2 separate regions of the Homo sapiens genome follow, and region 1 is linked to region 2. Evidence: read pairs that join two places in POLR2A ChIA-PET (ENCODE). Cell type or tissue: Panc1. All regions are shown on one strand. Links, peaks and the distances in the headings refer to the core of each region. The heading gives the core; the rest is flanking DNA.

Region 1 (7,939 bases), core at 3,375-5,874, 340 kb after region 2:
GACGAGGTTTCGCCATGTTGCCCAGGTTGGTGTCAAACTCCTGAGCTGAAGCAATCCACCCACCTTGGCCTCCCAAAGTGCTAGGATTATAGGCATGAGCCACCATGCCTAGCCAAGAGTATTTATCTTTTGGGAATACATACTGAAATATTTCTGAATGAAACAGTATATTTGTTATTCGCGTCACAATAATCCAGGGGGAGGCAGGAAGTGGGTACCAGTTTAGATAAACTTATCTGGCCATGAGCTGAGGATGGCTTTAGCTGCATGACGGTTCATTATTGTATGTTTAAAATATTTTATAATAAAAAGCTTTAAGGCCAAACACAACACCTGTAATCCCAGCGCTTTTGGAGGTGGAGGAAAGAGGATTGCTTAAGGCCAGAAGTTCAAGACCAGCCTGGCAAAATAGCCAGATTTCATCTCTACTTTGAAAAAAAAAACACAAAAAAAATTAGTTAGGCGTGGTGGCACATGCCTAGCTAGTCCTAGCTACTCAGGAGGCTGAGGTGGAAAGATCACTTTAGCCCAGAAGGTCAAGGCTGCAATGAGCCATTATCATGCTGCTGCACTCCAGCTTGGGTGACAGAGTGAGACCCTGTTTCAACAACAACAAAAAAAGTCTTTAAAAATAAAAAAAGACACTTGTCTTTCAAGTCGCCCACTTGGCCCTCTTCCAAGTGTACTTTCCTTCCTTTTGTTCCTGCTCTAAAGTTTTTTAACTTTCATTCCTGCTCTAAAACTTGCCTTGAAAAAAAAATGAAAAAGCTTTCTAAGGTGCTGGAAATTTAAAATGCAGGCATTACATCATTATATTGCTGACAGGAGTATAAATTGGTATAACTTTTATGGAAGGCAATTATGACAATGTCTACTAAATTTAAAATACACATATCCTTTGACTCAGAAAACCATTTCTAGAAATGCAGCCTCTGTACTCACCATGTATGAAACACACACAGACACACATACACACATACATGCACACAAATTCTCACTATAGCTTTGTTTGTAAAAGCCTAAGATTAGTAATAAACTAAATGTCCTCAATAGAGACTAAATAAGTCATGGTAAATCATTCAATGGAATACTACATAGTCACTAAAAAGAATGAGGATGCCCTTTATAAACTGGTCTGAAACAATCACCCAAGTGCAAGACTGTGCATAGGGTATGCTACTATACAAAAAAGAATGTGTATAGTCATGTGTGCTTATATATGTATAAAATAACTCTGAAGTATATAAATAAGACACTTTTCATTATGTAGCCCTCCAGGGAAGGGATCTGGGTTTACAGGGGAGAGGGGGAGGAGCAAGACTTACATTTCAATGCCACTATTCTGCACCTTTTAAATTTTATTCCATATGTATGGATTATCTCTATTAAAAATTGATCAAAGTTAAAAAAATTAAGGCATTCAAAAATATAGTTATAAAGACTAGGAATGTGGGAAAATGTTTGTAGCATGATATTTGGTTTAAAAGAGTACACAGAGAGGGCCAGGTGCCGTGGCTTACCCCTGTAATCCCAGCACTTTGGGAGGCCGAGGTGGGCGGATCACGAGGTCAGGAGATCGAGACCATCCTGGCTAATATGGTGAAACCCTATCTCTACTAAAAATACAAAAAATTAGCCGGGCGTGGTGGCGGGCGCCTGTAGTCCCAGCTACTCGGGAGGCTGAGGCAGGAGAATGGCGTGAACTCGGGAGGCGGAGCGTGCAATGAGCAGAGATCGTGCCACTGCACTCCAGCCTGGGCGACAGAGTGAGACTCCATCTCAAAAAAAAAAAAAAAAAAAAAAAAAGTACACAGAGCGGGACGTCCGGCTTCTGAGTGGGAACCTTCCTAGCGCCAGCGACAAAAGAGAGAATTAAATATGGGTGATATTGAGAAAGGCAAGAGGATTTGTACTGAGAAGTATGCCCAGTGCTACACCGTGGAAAACAAAGGCAAGGACAAAACGAGGCCTAATCTCCACCGTCCAGGCCATTGGATTCTCTTTAACAGATGCCAGTAAGAACAAACGCATCACCTGGGGAGAGGATACCCTGATGGAGCATTTGGAGAATCCCTAGAAGTACATCTCTGGAACAAAAATGATCTTTGCCCACATTAAGAAGAAGGCAGAAAGGGCAGACTTGATAGCTTATCTCAAAAAAGCTACTAATGAGTAATAATTGGCCACTGCCTTATTTATTACAAAACAGAAATGTCTCATGACTTTTTTATGTGTACCACAATTTGATAGCTCTCATACACCAGAATTCAGATCATGAATGACTGACAGAATATTTTGTTGGGCAGTCCTGATTTAAAACTAAGATGGGGTTGTAGTTAAATGAATATGTTTGGTTTTTTGAATTTTAATAGTAATTGCGATTCAGTAAATGCTATCACCGTTTACCCCTTCTAAAGCTATGATTAGACTTTGTTAGTAATGTTCAACTTTCCAAAGATGGTGAATGCCATCTTAAAACTTATTGGAGATTGGGCTGGGTGTGGTGGCTCACACCTGTAATCGCAGCACTTTGGGAGGCTGAGGTGGGCAGATCACTTGAGGTCAGGAGTTCAAGACCAGCCTGGCCAACATGGTGAAACCCCATCTCTACTAAAAATACAAAAATTAGCCGGGCATGGTGGTGCACGCCTGCAGTCCCCAGCTACTCTACTGAGGCGGCTGAGGCAGAGGAATCGCTTGAACCCAGGAGGCAGAGGTTGCAGTGAGCCGAGATCGCACCACTGCACTCCAGCCTGGGCAACAGAGCAAGACTCCGCCTCAAAAAAAAAAAAAACTTATTGGAGATTGGTTTTATATTTAGATTAATATAACTGGATATGTAAATATATTTAAATACTGGGAAATTCCTTCACTGTCTCAGAACCAAGCAAGGTTCACCTGTGTTTTGTGTTCACTTGCTTCTTAAAGGCAAGGGTTGATGATAAGGTAGCAATGTATACTTTAAATTTTTGGCCTTAACTATGCCAATCTAATTTGAATTCCCTGTGTCTAAAATGGTTCCTTTTACTTATTGAAAGGTATTTTAGTGTGGTTTATGTGTAATATCAAATAAGGATTATTTAACACTTCTCACATTTTATAGATGATCTATAAGGTCAAATGCTTTAAAAATAGTAGCAAGTTAAACCTCACTCTTGAATTCTTTACAATCTAAGTCAGACTAAGTTGTAATTTAGGATTGTCTTTAAACAGCCATTCAGAAACCTAAAACTGTAGAACTCTTGTGTATTTGTGATCGGGAATGGTGCTTTTGCTGACTTAAAAGGATTAAAGTAGAGGAGATATACACAAATTTAAAAATTATGTGTGATCATAAGACTTAATTAAAAACAAAATCACAGATGATGAAAAAAAGTATACAAAATGTTGTCCACATATTAGAAGTACATAAAAATATGTCTGCTCATGATCAAATACTGAAAACACACATCAGTGAAAAGGATTGTGTTAGATGTGAGTACAAGTTTTTTTAACTTTATAGATATTATAAAATGGTATGATAATATTATAAAAATTTGGTTGAAAAATCAGATTTAGATTACAAAAATCTGGTTTCCATGGGAGTTTTCAGAGAGAGACTTTTTAAAAAATCACTTAATAAATCATTTATTTGTAAATCAGCACGTGTAGTATAAAGAACCTAAGAATTTAGACAATTTTAATAACCCATAAGCATGTTGATTCTATTTGCAGATTTAAATTTTGTATAAATAGCAGTCATTGCATACATACATCTTAACTGTACTTTGTTTATAATCACATTTATGCTACCGATACTCCTCAGAAAAAAACAGATTCTACTTGGTTCTAGCTGAAGTATTATCAACTCCAAATAACGCTTTGAGGACCTCCAAAGGTAAAGTACTAATCCCTTTGGCCATTTATTGAGAGAGAGAGAGAGAGAGAGAGAGAGTTTTGAAGCAACAATGTACCCTTAGTAAAGCTGCTATGCAAAATTACCCCTCAGTCCTATTCTAAGCTTACAGTTCAGTTGATTTTATTGTCCTCACCTAAGTATATACAATTCACATATGGGAGAAAAACACTAAATCAAGATGATTATTTTCACTATTTTGCTTAAGATTCATATTTAAATATAAATCAAGAAGTTAATCTACAGTTTGAGACATACTTTTTACATTAGAAATGTTTTTTAAAATGTTAAACTGATACATAATTGTAAATATGGTGTATGTACTGTTTCACACACAATGTGTGTCGATCAAATCAGTGTAATTAGCATGCCCATCAACTCAAACATTTATCATTTATTTGTAGCAAGAACATTCAATACATTAACTGTACTCACCCTACTGTGCAATAGGGCATCTGAACATATTCCTCCTAATTTAACTTTGTACCCATTAAAAGTGGTTTTGTGTGCAAATAACAGACAGATGTTCTACCCATACATTGTTTTCCAAAATTATTGTGTGGCTTTTTAAAAGAAAACCACACAACAAATTTTAAAAGGCACTGAGATAACATCTGCTTCTAGATCACTGCTAGGCTCGAAAAATAAAGCTTGTTCTACCAGGAATCACAAGTTAGAACTGAGTATTTGCCAAAGCAGAAATTATATAGTGTCAGTCATTTCAGGCAAACACTATTTGGCCCTCATCCCCAATTATCTGTCAGAACAATTAAAACAGGTCAAAAACAGTCCAGCATAACTGGGCTTCATTATATAAGGCCATTTTGTTCTAAGATGCTAATAAACCAAAATAAGAAATACTAAAATCAAAATAGAAGATATTATTTGAGCTATTTTCATACAAACTGTTGGTTCCTTATATCCTCCCTTCTATAACAATAAAAGGCATATTTTACTGCAAAGAAAATTTTACTTTATATATATCACTAGCCATAAATTTTTGAATGTCATTAATTACAGAAATGTTGCCTAGTACCATTAACCAAATAGCATAACCATTTTATGCCCACATTTCACTTCCATATTTACAAACATATCTATCAGTAAAGAGTTAACAATGAGATGCAATCTAACATCCATATTGTCTGATGTTTTGTAGACAGCAATGTAGATGATTTTTTAATCACCTTTCATTTGAGTGACCTTATATAAAAAATAAGTCAATAATTTAGAGGTTCTAAGTCTCCAAAGGAGATTTTCAAATGTAAATATAGAAACGGTTATAGACAATGAGATTTTTAGGAAACCTCTTCCGTGTCTGCATCCTGTTATAACTGTTGTATCACCTTTTCTTCCAGCTGCTTTCCTTTGCCTGCAAGAGGTGTCAAGATGAGTTTTGCCTGACTTCTTTGATGTCCTGAACTTTCTGTAGTCCTTTTTTTTCTTCAATTTGTTCATTATAAATTTAGCTTAGCATTTGTTTGATCTTTTCAACTGTCTTCATTGCATCAGTAGTTTTATTCCATAGTTCTTGCCGGTATTTGACAGGCTCATTTCTGTATTTTTCAAATTCAAATGAATTACCCACTGTAAGCTCATTATTACCAGTTGCTTTACAAAATGCTTTAGTCCACCTAATCTTTCCAGAATTGCGCTTCTTTTAAAGTTTTTATGCCATTTGTATTTACACAATCTGAACACCTTGCAATAGCTGCAGATGAACATCATGATGTGGTCAGGGTAGATGGGCCCCAAAGAAACTAACACTTCTTAGTACACATGCTGAGCTCGCATGGGCCTCCACTGACCACACATGGAGCTTGAGAGGAAGTCAAGAGCTATCTTGGAATTCCACATTCTGACCCTGTCATTCTTGAAAGAAAATGATGCATAATTTCTGAATAATTCAGAAAGAACATATAATCTTTCCAGTTAGTTTTTAAATAGTTCTGTTTATCAAATTTCTGAATTAACTTTTCTGAATTCAAGGGTTTCTAAAACTAGCCTTAAGCAAAATTCTGAAACCTAGGCTGGGAACCATGTAACCCAGCCCAAGAAGGTACTTTAAAGCGTCTTCGAGTTGTTTTTCAACCTAGGGGAAACAATAGATTCCGTTAAATCCTGAAAAGGATGTTTTTGTGTGTGAAAAATGGCCTGATACACTAGGTTAGACTCAGGAGGCTTTAACAAGTTTTGTCTTATGGGTAAATGGTGGCGATTTTCACAGATAACATCATTACTCCCATCCCTTACTATGGTTTATACAAAAGAGGCTGGAGAATAAGTACATTTTTACAGCCAGGTGTGGTGGCTCGTGCCTGTAATCCTACTTAGCACTTCGGGAGGCTGAGACAGGAGGATCTCTTGAGCCCAGGAGTTCGAGACCAGCCTGGGCAACATAGGGACACCCTGTCAGAGACTTTTACACAAAGCGAGGTGCCTGATACCTGATCACGCTGCCAGAGCTGGCTCTGTTCAGTTTCCTGCCAGCCTCAGTGGGGGAACAAGACACTGGACTAGTAACTGCAGTTGGTCACGTCCTCACCCTCAGCACTCATTCACCAGACTCTGGACAATCTGTTTATTTTGAGGAAAAGACTCTGAACAAACAAGAAGAGGCTTTTTCAAAGGAGGAAAGCCAGGGTGTTAAATATCCTCCTTCATACGCTCAGCTTCCTTCCTTAAGGAAAGGCCCCAGTGGGAAACCGGAGGTGGGATCTGTCCAAGCAGGAAGGAGAGCCAGGAACCCACAGCAGTAGCCTGACCTGATGCCACAGCTAGACCTCAGCCTAACTCTGGCCTCCTGTTCTACATCCTCCTGCTTTGCCTACCCACTGACCACCTGTTCCTGGGGGCTCCTCCTGCAGGCCTGCCTCACTTGCCCTTCAGAGCCCACACTGGGAGCCCAGACTCACCCTGCCCTTATCAACAACATGACCTCTCACAAGGCACTTGGCCTTTCGGAGCCTTGGTTTTCTCATCCATAAAACAACCTTGCCTATCTTGCCGGGTTGCCAGAGGAAGAGACTGCCAGAGGATGAGACGGTCATAATGTCCCATTCTGTGTCCCTGCACCACTTATTCTCTACTTCTCGGTCTACTTGGCCTACTCCTCCTTGCCAGCCTGTGCCTCACACAGCCTATGTCTCACATTTATCAGTCCTCTGCTCTCCTCTGTTAGAGCTTCTGCACCTAAACCTTCACTCATCCCACTCATGCTCCAGACCCAACTGCCTCTTGGCTCTCTCTGCTTGCCTCTCCCATGAGTATCTCAAACTTGATTTATTAAAAACTGAACTCATCATCTTCCTCTCCAAACTTGATCCTTATCTGGTGTTCTCCATCCCAGCAGTATCTTTAGCATCCATCCACCCAGCTGCTCAAATAAGAAACCTTGACTCTACCCCAACATTCATGGATAGCAGCAGCAGTGGCAGGAGCAGCAGCAGCCATTTTCTACCAGGTGGCCTGGGAAATAGAGAAAGCTGGACTGAAGCGAGACAAAATGAAGCAAACACATGCCACAAAGCATGACAGAGAGTGGGAGGGAAAAGACTACCTAAGTTCCTAAAGAGCTTCACACTCTGGTTCTGTTCTTCAGCTGCTGCCTTACTCTTGGATTCTATGAGACTCCAGTACCTTTTCCAATAACCCCCACCCTTGTTCTTTTTTTTGGCTTATGTTAGAATTGGGTTTCTACACTTACAAATATAAGAGTTCTGATTAATATAAACAATTACATTAGTTATAGCAGGCTAGGTTGTGCTGTGACATGTAAGTGGCTGAACTCCAATGCATGTCCATCGTCAGCAGGGGGCTCTGATCATTGCAGTCCCTCAGGAAGCAGCCACCATCTTCAGTGTTGTTGGTCACTGTTCCAGAGGGAAACTCTGAAGGGCCTGGCACCAGCTAGTCAATGCTCCAGCTCAGAAGTGACATGCCACCTCCATTCATAAATTAACCAAAAGAAGTTAACCTTGCTCCTACTCACCCATGTTGGGGCCACAAAGCACAATCCTGCCATGTGTCCAGAAAGCAGAGAGC
Region 2 (7,939 bases), core at 2,347-4,846:
CCTGCCTCAGCCTCCTGAGTAGTTGGGACTACAGGCACCTACCACAACACCCAGCTAATTTTTTGTATTTTTAGTAGAGACAGGGTTTCACCATGTTGGCCAGGCTAGTTTCGAACTCCTGACCTCAAGTGATCTGCCCGCCTCAGCCTCCCAAAGTGTTGGGATTACAGGCGTGAGCCACCGTGCCCGGCCCGTGTATTTTTTAAAGTAGGGAATCTAAGACAATTCAGTTGAAAAACTATAAACAAAATGTTTTTGTTCTTTTACAAAATGTCCTTAAGAATGTAAATTATGTACCCAAATAGTTATTTAAAAGACTTTTCTGATGCTACAGATATTTTAATTTTGGAAATTTTACTTGTAGGGATGTAGACAAATTCCTGTTATGATCTTGAGGTCAAAGAGATACATGGTTGACCATTACAGTGTAATGTAAGTCAACTGCTTTTATTATACCACTCCTTAACATGAGGTAATCTAATTCTGTTCCTGTTTGCTTTTTTATTTCTGTCTAAGCCCTTATAAGGGTAAACTGTCTCCTTTCTTCTTCTATTTGGCCACAGTCATTATTTAATTCCCAGGATTAAGATCAGCAGCTGTGTACTGAACGTTCTCACTAAGACTAAGAGTTTTCAGAATGTGAAATGGATTTTGTACTAGTCTCCATACAGTGGGATAAATAAATGCTGATCACGAGACAAAAACCTTACCTGCCTTGAATTATTTGGGACAAAGTAAGGACTAATCCTTTTCTATGATAAAGGTTTTCCCCTCATATCCAATTCCTTTTAAACGATTCCTTCCCCAAACTTACAATTATAAGCACTGAGTAATTATTCAGAAATACCTTGGTGGTTTAATACGGCTGTCTTTAAATGGTGTGAGATGCTGGACTCTAGCAAGACTGCCTGTTTTTATTTGACTTAGTTCAAACAAGAGTCTTGGTTCTCTTTGTAGGCTGGCTAACAAGCAGAGCAATCCCATAAACGTAGTTTAGTCTGACTCAGTTCACAAATACATACATACCTGAAAGAAGATCCTTGGTAGGGAGGTTGTTTGAAGAAAGAATGCATGAGTCACTGTGACTCTTGGCAACTGTTCTAATTTGAGGCTGGAATTCAGAACTGTTCAGAAGGGACATCTGCTTCCGTGGAGCTCTGCCTTTCAGAGTTACAGACTCTAAACTCTGTCCTGAATTAAGACTGTGCTGTAGTCCAAAGGAAGAATCCTTTATTGTATCAGGGTTCTCTGCAAAGCATACATGGTCTTTTCCCCTGTTTTTTTAAAAAGGGAGAACATCAGCAATATATAATCTATTATGGTAACATTCTATTTTGTCAGAGACAGAAAGTAGACCAGTGGTTTTGGCAAGGTAGTTTGGACCTCAAAAAGCGTGACTTATTTGCAATACAACTTTGTAAATCTCTTTTTCATCTCCCAAATTATAGAAATAATAGATGCTTTACCTACAGTGAGGGAGTCATAGCTTAAATGAGACAATAAAACGAAGAGCTCAGCAGAGCCTGACACAAAGCAAATGCTTCATAAATAATTACTTAAAACAAAAACCTGATTCTTATTCCATTCTGTTTCACAGAATAGCTCCCTGTCCCTCTTTTCCCTCATGAACATCTGTCCTGCATCTGGATATCATTTAGTCATTTATCTGTATGTTGGCTTCTCCGCTAGATTGTGAGTAGTCCTGGAAAACAGAAATCATGTCTTACTTATTTCTAGGCCCAGCACCTAGTATCAAACCAGGACCAGAGTGGGTGCTTCACAGTTATCTGCTAAATGAGGACTGTGCCTCTCTCTGCTGTTAATCTTTTACTCAACCATAAATGAAAGACAGAAATCACAACTACAGTGCAGTTAACTGACAGATTGACTGGTATTAGGTATGGTAATTACCTCGGAGTGGTTGATCTACTGCTGTTGGCTGCTAACTCTTTTCCATCAATTTTGATGGTATGTATGTCGCGAGGCCTTGATGGAACCTGAAACTGGGTACTGCTGGGTTCAGTATTCTCTCTGAATCCCTGCTTAGATAAAAGCACATTTTCTGTCATGTCAGTGGTAGGAAGTGGATGGTAGCTGTCGTAAGTTTCTGACAGAGGTTCCAGGGCAAGTGAGACCTAAGAGAGACAGGTAGTATATGAGAAATTTTCTTTAGCATTGATTAACTAATTTTAAGACTCCCCTGCTTAATATTAATTAATGTCCCCCATTCCCTACAGGATTGTAAGGAATGTCCCCCATTCCCTAGAGGATTGTAAGGAATGTCCCCCATTCCCTAGAGGATTGTAAGGAATGTCCCCCATTCCCTACAGGATTGTAAGGAATGTCCCCCATTCCCTAGAGGATTGTAAGGAATGTCCCCCATTCCCTACAGGATTGTAAGGAATGTCCCCCATTCCCTACAGGATTGTAAGGAATGTCCCCCATTCCCTACAGGATTGTAAGGAATGTCCCCCATTCCTTACAAGATTAATGTCCCCCATTAATTGTCTAAATTCCTGCCTACCTTGGAAGCCTCATCTCTTACTAAGCTTCCTTCCTTCATCCCTCTGTTCCAATAGACCAATTACTTATGGTTCTCTAAATGTACCTTATATTTCATTGCTTTATGCCTTTGTATATACAATTTCCCCCAGTATTCCTTCTTTACGTCTAAGTAGAGATGCCATGTCCACTGCCTTCTTCATGTTTCTACTTAATCTGTATCTATCCATTAGCATAATCACCATTTACTGAACCTTTTACTACAGGCCAGTAACTGTGCTAAGTTCCTCATATAGAGAAGATAATGTGATTATACAAGGCCATCAGGAAAGTATATTACCCTAATTCGAAGATTCTTTTTTTTTAAAGCAAAGACTTGGAGAAGGTACTTGCGACCTTTCATTCATCATCCTGATTAGATTATGCATTCCTTGAAGCACGGGCTATCTTCTTCATTTTTCTATCGACTACTTAGCATAGTGTGTGTATAAATAGTATGCAAGTCTAATATGCCTAATAATGCTAATGGTCTGATGAATAAAAGAAGGACATAACATTTTCTGCATTCTTATTATTAGTTGCTTGGGAAAAATAAGGTCCTAGTTCTATGCTGGAGATGAAGAGGGGTGAGGAGGGAGGACAACTAAGATGAAAAGGTAATTACTTTAAGTTTCCTTATCATCTCCTTCCTGTGAGTTCAAGTTCTTTGTGAAAAGACTCTCTAGTCCTCTGAAAATCCCAATGGAGAAACGCCTAATGGAGGAATGAAAAATAAAATGGAGTTTTGAAGCAAAACCTTAAGGAAGAAAGTGAAGGATATACTCCAAAGGAAAAGAATAGTAGCGCTGAAAGTTCAGTTTCAATGACAAAGAAAGCAGAAGGAATTGTTTAAGCACCCAAAGACCGTCAAATAATGAATGCCCTAACACAAAAATGAAAAACTGCAGTTAGATGTTTTACGATGTCTCTGGGAAGGTCAATGAAATATTTTATCCAGAAGAACTGCCAAGGCACAAACTCAATAAAACATGCCTGGGTCTTGATGAGAATTCTGTTCATGAACCATAATATAAAGTCCTTCAAATCTATTCATCATGAAGATCTTTGTACAAAGACAAATGACAGCAATGCGGTGGGATGAATACTATGTGCAGTGATCACTGTTAACAGCATCACATAAAATCCTGGTTGCTCAAACATAAATGCCAGGAAGTGTTCCCTTACCATTCATCACTTGCCAAAGACTGCCTCTGCATTCTAGAAACAAAGGAGACACTGAGGATAAAGGTAGTGTTCCTGGCCTTAACAATGAACTGCTGACTGGCCACAGAGTTTGCTTTAACTCATAGGCCTGTACTGCCATTGGCCCTTGAATAAAGAGTCAGAGAAAGTCCAGACACTTGCCACGCCCATCTTACAATCAAAACACAGTGGCCTAACTCCTTTGTTTAGTTAAACAAATACTTGTTGATACCAGCTCTGTGCCAGGCTCTGTGCTACCTCCCTGAGGAAAACAGAGGACTAAAACAGGGACTCACACTGTAATCCCAGCACTTTGGGAGGCAGGGGTAGGAGGATTGCTTGAGCCCAGGAATTTGAGACTGGCCTGGGCAACATAGTGAGAACCTGTCACTACAAAAAATTTAAAAAAAAAAATTAGCTGGGCATGGTGGCATGTACCTTGAAGTCCTAGCTACTCGCTAGGCTGAGGCAGGAGGACTGCTTGAGCCCCGGATATTGAGGCTGCAGTGAGCTATGATTGTGCCACTGTACTACAGCCTGGGCAACAGAGCAAGACTCTGTTTCAAAAAAAATAACCCCCTCCTCCCCCACAAAAACACCCTCTGCCTCAGAGGATCATAGTATTTTGTAGAGGAAGTTAGAAAAAAAAGTAATTTTTCCATTTCTCTATCGGCCAGGAAGGGCAGTGGTGACATACCTATCAAGTACAATGACTACGGCTTCTAGTGCTTTGGCAAAAACCTTAGATATGGTTGCAATTTCATATTGTTGGAACATTTGCTGTATCCCTGGGGGTTACAGATCTCTCTCTGTTTGCTGTGGCTAAACCAAGAAAGAAGGCACACACAGATTTCTTCAGAAATTATGATTCCATGAAAGATTGTGAGGAGATGAAGAAGGCTGATATCTTTCGGAATACAAAGTGATTTTGAAATACAAAGAATTTCTTTGGGCTAAATTACGTAGAAGTTTGTCACTGATTTGTGTTCCTGAACTATGAAACATGAATATGTGGGCTAAGAAATAGTTTCTACTGATAAATAAACAATTAACAAAAAAGTAATTTTAATATAAAATAGTAAGTTTTAAGATAAGGATGTGTACTAGGTGGTATGGGAATGCTAAGAAGGGGTCTGAGGCTGGGGAAAAGGTGAGGAAGGAGTGCCAGGGATGATTTCCAGGAGTGAAATACAAACATTTGAGCTTAGAATCTTAAATACGAATGAGGCAGAAAAAGCTGAGGGGGATGGAAGTAGAACATTAGAGGCAGAGGGAAAAGTATTGGTCAAACTTTGACGGTATAAAACAGAAGAATGTTCTGTCAATTCCTAGCCGTCCAAGAGACCATCTACTTTAACCCTCCTGTTGCATTTAGCTCCCAGATCTTCATTCCTGTCCACCTCAATCATTTGCCTCCCCAATCATGATTCATCCTGGTGCTCACTCCTCTGCCAATCCCTTCACTGAGTCCTGTAGAATTTCTATTTTATACAAATTACTTTACCACTTTAATGAAACATTTTTTTCTTTAAATGTCCCCATTTCCTCAAAGTCTCTTCCAATAGAAACCACCTACACTTGCCAGGCTAAAGGGAGTTAACTTTTGCCTTTTTGGTGCTATCTCTAGACCATCATTCTATCACTTAAATATATCACCCCTCTTCCAAAGCCCACGCCATCCACATATACCAAGAATGTACCATATGCTTCTCACATCCGTAAGAGAACAACCTTAAGGACACTCATCAGTCTTCTAGCAACGACTCAAGGTTCGCTTTAACAATAAGTTGCCTACAATTATCTACTATATCTACAACATGTATCAGTATCAGAGAGAGCAAATTAGTAAGTATAATTTTCACAATCATGTTGGTCAATGCAGCATTTTTTAAAAAGTCAACTATTTAACAATGCTTATTATTTTTTAAATTTAGAGACAGGGTCTCGCTCTGTCACCCAGGCTGGAGTGCAGTGGTGTGATCATAACTCACTGTAACCTTGAACTCCTGGGCTCAAGTGATCCTCCTGTCTCAGCCTCCAAAGTAGCTGGGATTACTGGTGTGCACCACCACATCAAGCTAATTTTATTTTATATATTTATATATATATATATTTAATATATATTTTATATATTTTAGGGGTCTTGCTCTGTTTCCCAGGCTGGTCTCAAACTGCTGGCCTTAAGTGATTCTCCCACCTCAGCTTCCTGAGTAGCTGAAATTATGGGCACACGCCACCATGCCTGGCTCAATTTACTAAAATTGCGTTGAAAAATTTTAAGTCTAGGTTCATTAAGGATATTGTTCTATACTTTTCTTATATTGCCCTCTGGTTTTGGTATTAAGGTGATGCAGGCCTTAAAATAACTGTTTTCTCCTTTATGTTTGGAAGAATTTGCCAGTAAAGTGATCTGGGCCTGGAGATTTCTTTTTCAGAAGGTTTTAAGCTAAAAATTAAATTTAAAAATAATTATCATTTTATTCAGGTTATCTATTTGATCTTGAGTGAGTTTTGGTAGTTTACAGTTTTTAAAGAATTGGCTCATTTCATCTAAGTTGTCAAATTAATATGTGTAGAGTTGTTCACAGTATTTCCTTAATATCTATGGGTGCTATAGGCTGCTGTCTTTCTTACAGTAGAATCAAAAGGAAAGTGAAATATTTGTGTTCATGAAAGAGAACAAGAGACATTAATTTCAAAACAAACAAAAGAAAAAAGCATATTTCTTTGTGGAAGAGAATGTGAAAGTTCATTATACAAATTGGGTCCTTCTTATCATATCCAACTAAATCAGTTGAGGGGCCAGGGGAAAAAAAGGGCTCAGGGTATATAGATTGCTCCAACAATGCAATTCTCTGCAAGCCTGGATGCAGAAATGGCCTGCTGTAACCCTCAGAGCAGTTTCACCTACCAATGAGAGGGTCACTCATCAAAAAGAGCTTGCCAGCTCCCCAAAGCTTCTCTAGTGCCAATAAGCTTTTTTGGCACACAATATGTACAGTTTTTCTTTTTTAAAAAAATTTTAATTTTAGGTTCGGGGTACATGTGCAGATTTGTTATATAGGTAAACTCATGACGTGGGGGTCTGGTGTACAGATTATTTCATTACCCAGGTACTAAGCACAGTACCCGACAGGTTTTTTGTTCTGAACCTCTCCCTCTTCCCACTCTCCTCCTTCAAGTAGGTCCCAGTGTCTATTGTTCCTCTATTTCTGTTCTTCTGTTCTCATTATTTAGCTCCCACTTGTAAGTGAGAACGTGTGGTGCTTGGTTTTCTGTTCCTGCGTTAGTTTGCTAGGGATAATGGCCTCCAGTTCCATCCATGTCCTGCAAAGGACATGATCTCATTCTTTTTTATGGCTGCATAGTTTTCCATAGTGTATACGTACCACATTTTCTTAACGGTCTACCATTGATGGGCACTCAGCTTGATTCTATGTTTTTGCTATTGTGAATAGTGCTGCAATGAACATAACATGTGCATATGTCTTTGTGATAGAACAATTTATAGTCCTTTGGGTATGTACCCTAAAAGTATAATTATTTAAAGCTATAATTATTTTTTAAATTTAATTTTTAGGTAAAACCTTCTGAAAAAGAAATCTTCAGGTCCAGATCACTTTACTGGCAAATTCTTACAATACTCAGTAGTGGGACTGCTGGGTCAAATCGTAGTTCTGTTTTTAGATCTTTGACGAATCGCCACACTGCTTTCCAGAACGGTTGAACTGATTTATGCTCCCACCAGCAGTGTATAAGCATTCGCTTTTCTCTGCAATCTTGTCAGCATATGTTATTTTTTGACTTTTTAATAATAGCCATTCTGACTGGTGTAAGCCATTCTCACTGTGGTTTTGATTTTTACTTCCCTAATGATTAGTGATATTGGGCATTTTTTCACGTTTGTTGGCGCATGTATGTCTTCTTTTGAAAAGTGTCTGTTCATGTCCTTTGCCCACTTTTTAATGGGGTTATTTTTTGCTTGTACATTTCTTTAAGTTCCTTATAGATTCTGGATATTAGACCTTTGTCAGATGTATAGCTTGGAAATATTTTCTCTTATTCTGTAGGTTGCCTCTGTTGATAGTTTCTTTTGCTGTGCAAAAGCTCTTTAGATTAATTGTCCCAGTTGTCAATTTTTGCTTTTGTTGCAATTGCTTTTGTTGTTTTCATCATGAAATCTTGCCAGTTCTTA

What was found. Peaks named below come from ENCODE experiments on the same cell type or tissue, not always from the same donor. Only the 100,000 strongest peaks of a DNase experiment are listed, where the experiment ranks them.
Region 1: POLR2A ChIA-PET joins it to region 2 with 6 read pairs; 3 of 35 experiments call an interaction of 5 or more read pairs at or near these places.

What each region holds. Positions count from the first base shown.
Region 1 is chr11:74,480,372-74,488,310 of GRCh38, forward strand. It overlaps the pseudogene CYCSP27 and the pseudogene LOC107984356. Among named protein-coding and RNA genes, the nearest start is that of LIPT2-AS1, 9.0 kb to the right of the region's middle. In Panc1, for the core only: no CTCF peak of the experiment used is centred there; no DNase peak of the experiment used is centred there.
Region 2 is chr11:74,137,694-74,145,632 of GRCh38, forward strand. C2CD3 (C2 domain containing 3 centriole elongation regulator) reads right to left here. Exons shown (of 33, transcript NM_001286577.2): 4 at 1,912-2,135; 5 at 1,027-1,274. Among named protein-coding and RNA genes, the nearest start is that of C2CD3, 29 kb to the right of the region's middle. RefSeq lists an enhancer at 931-1,225 and a silencer at 931-1,225. In Panc1, for the core only: no CTCF peak of the experiment used is centred there; no DNase peak of the experiment used is centred there; H3K27ac peaks cover 2,500 bases.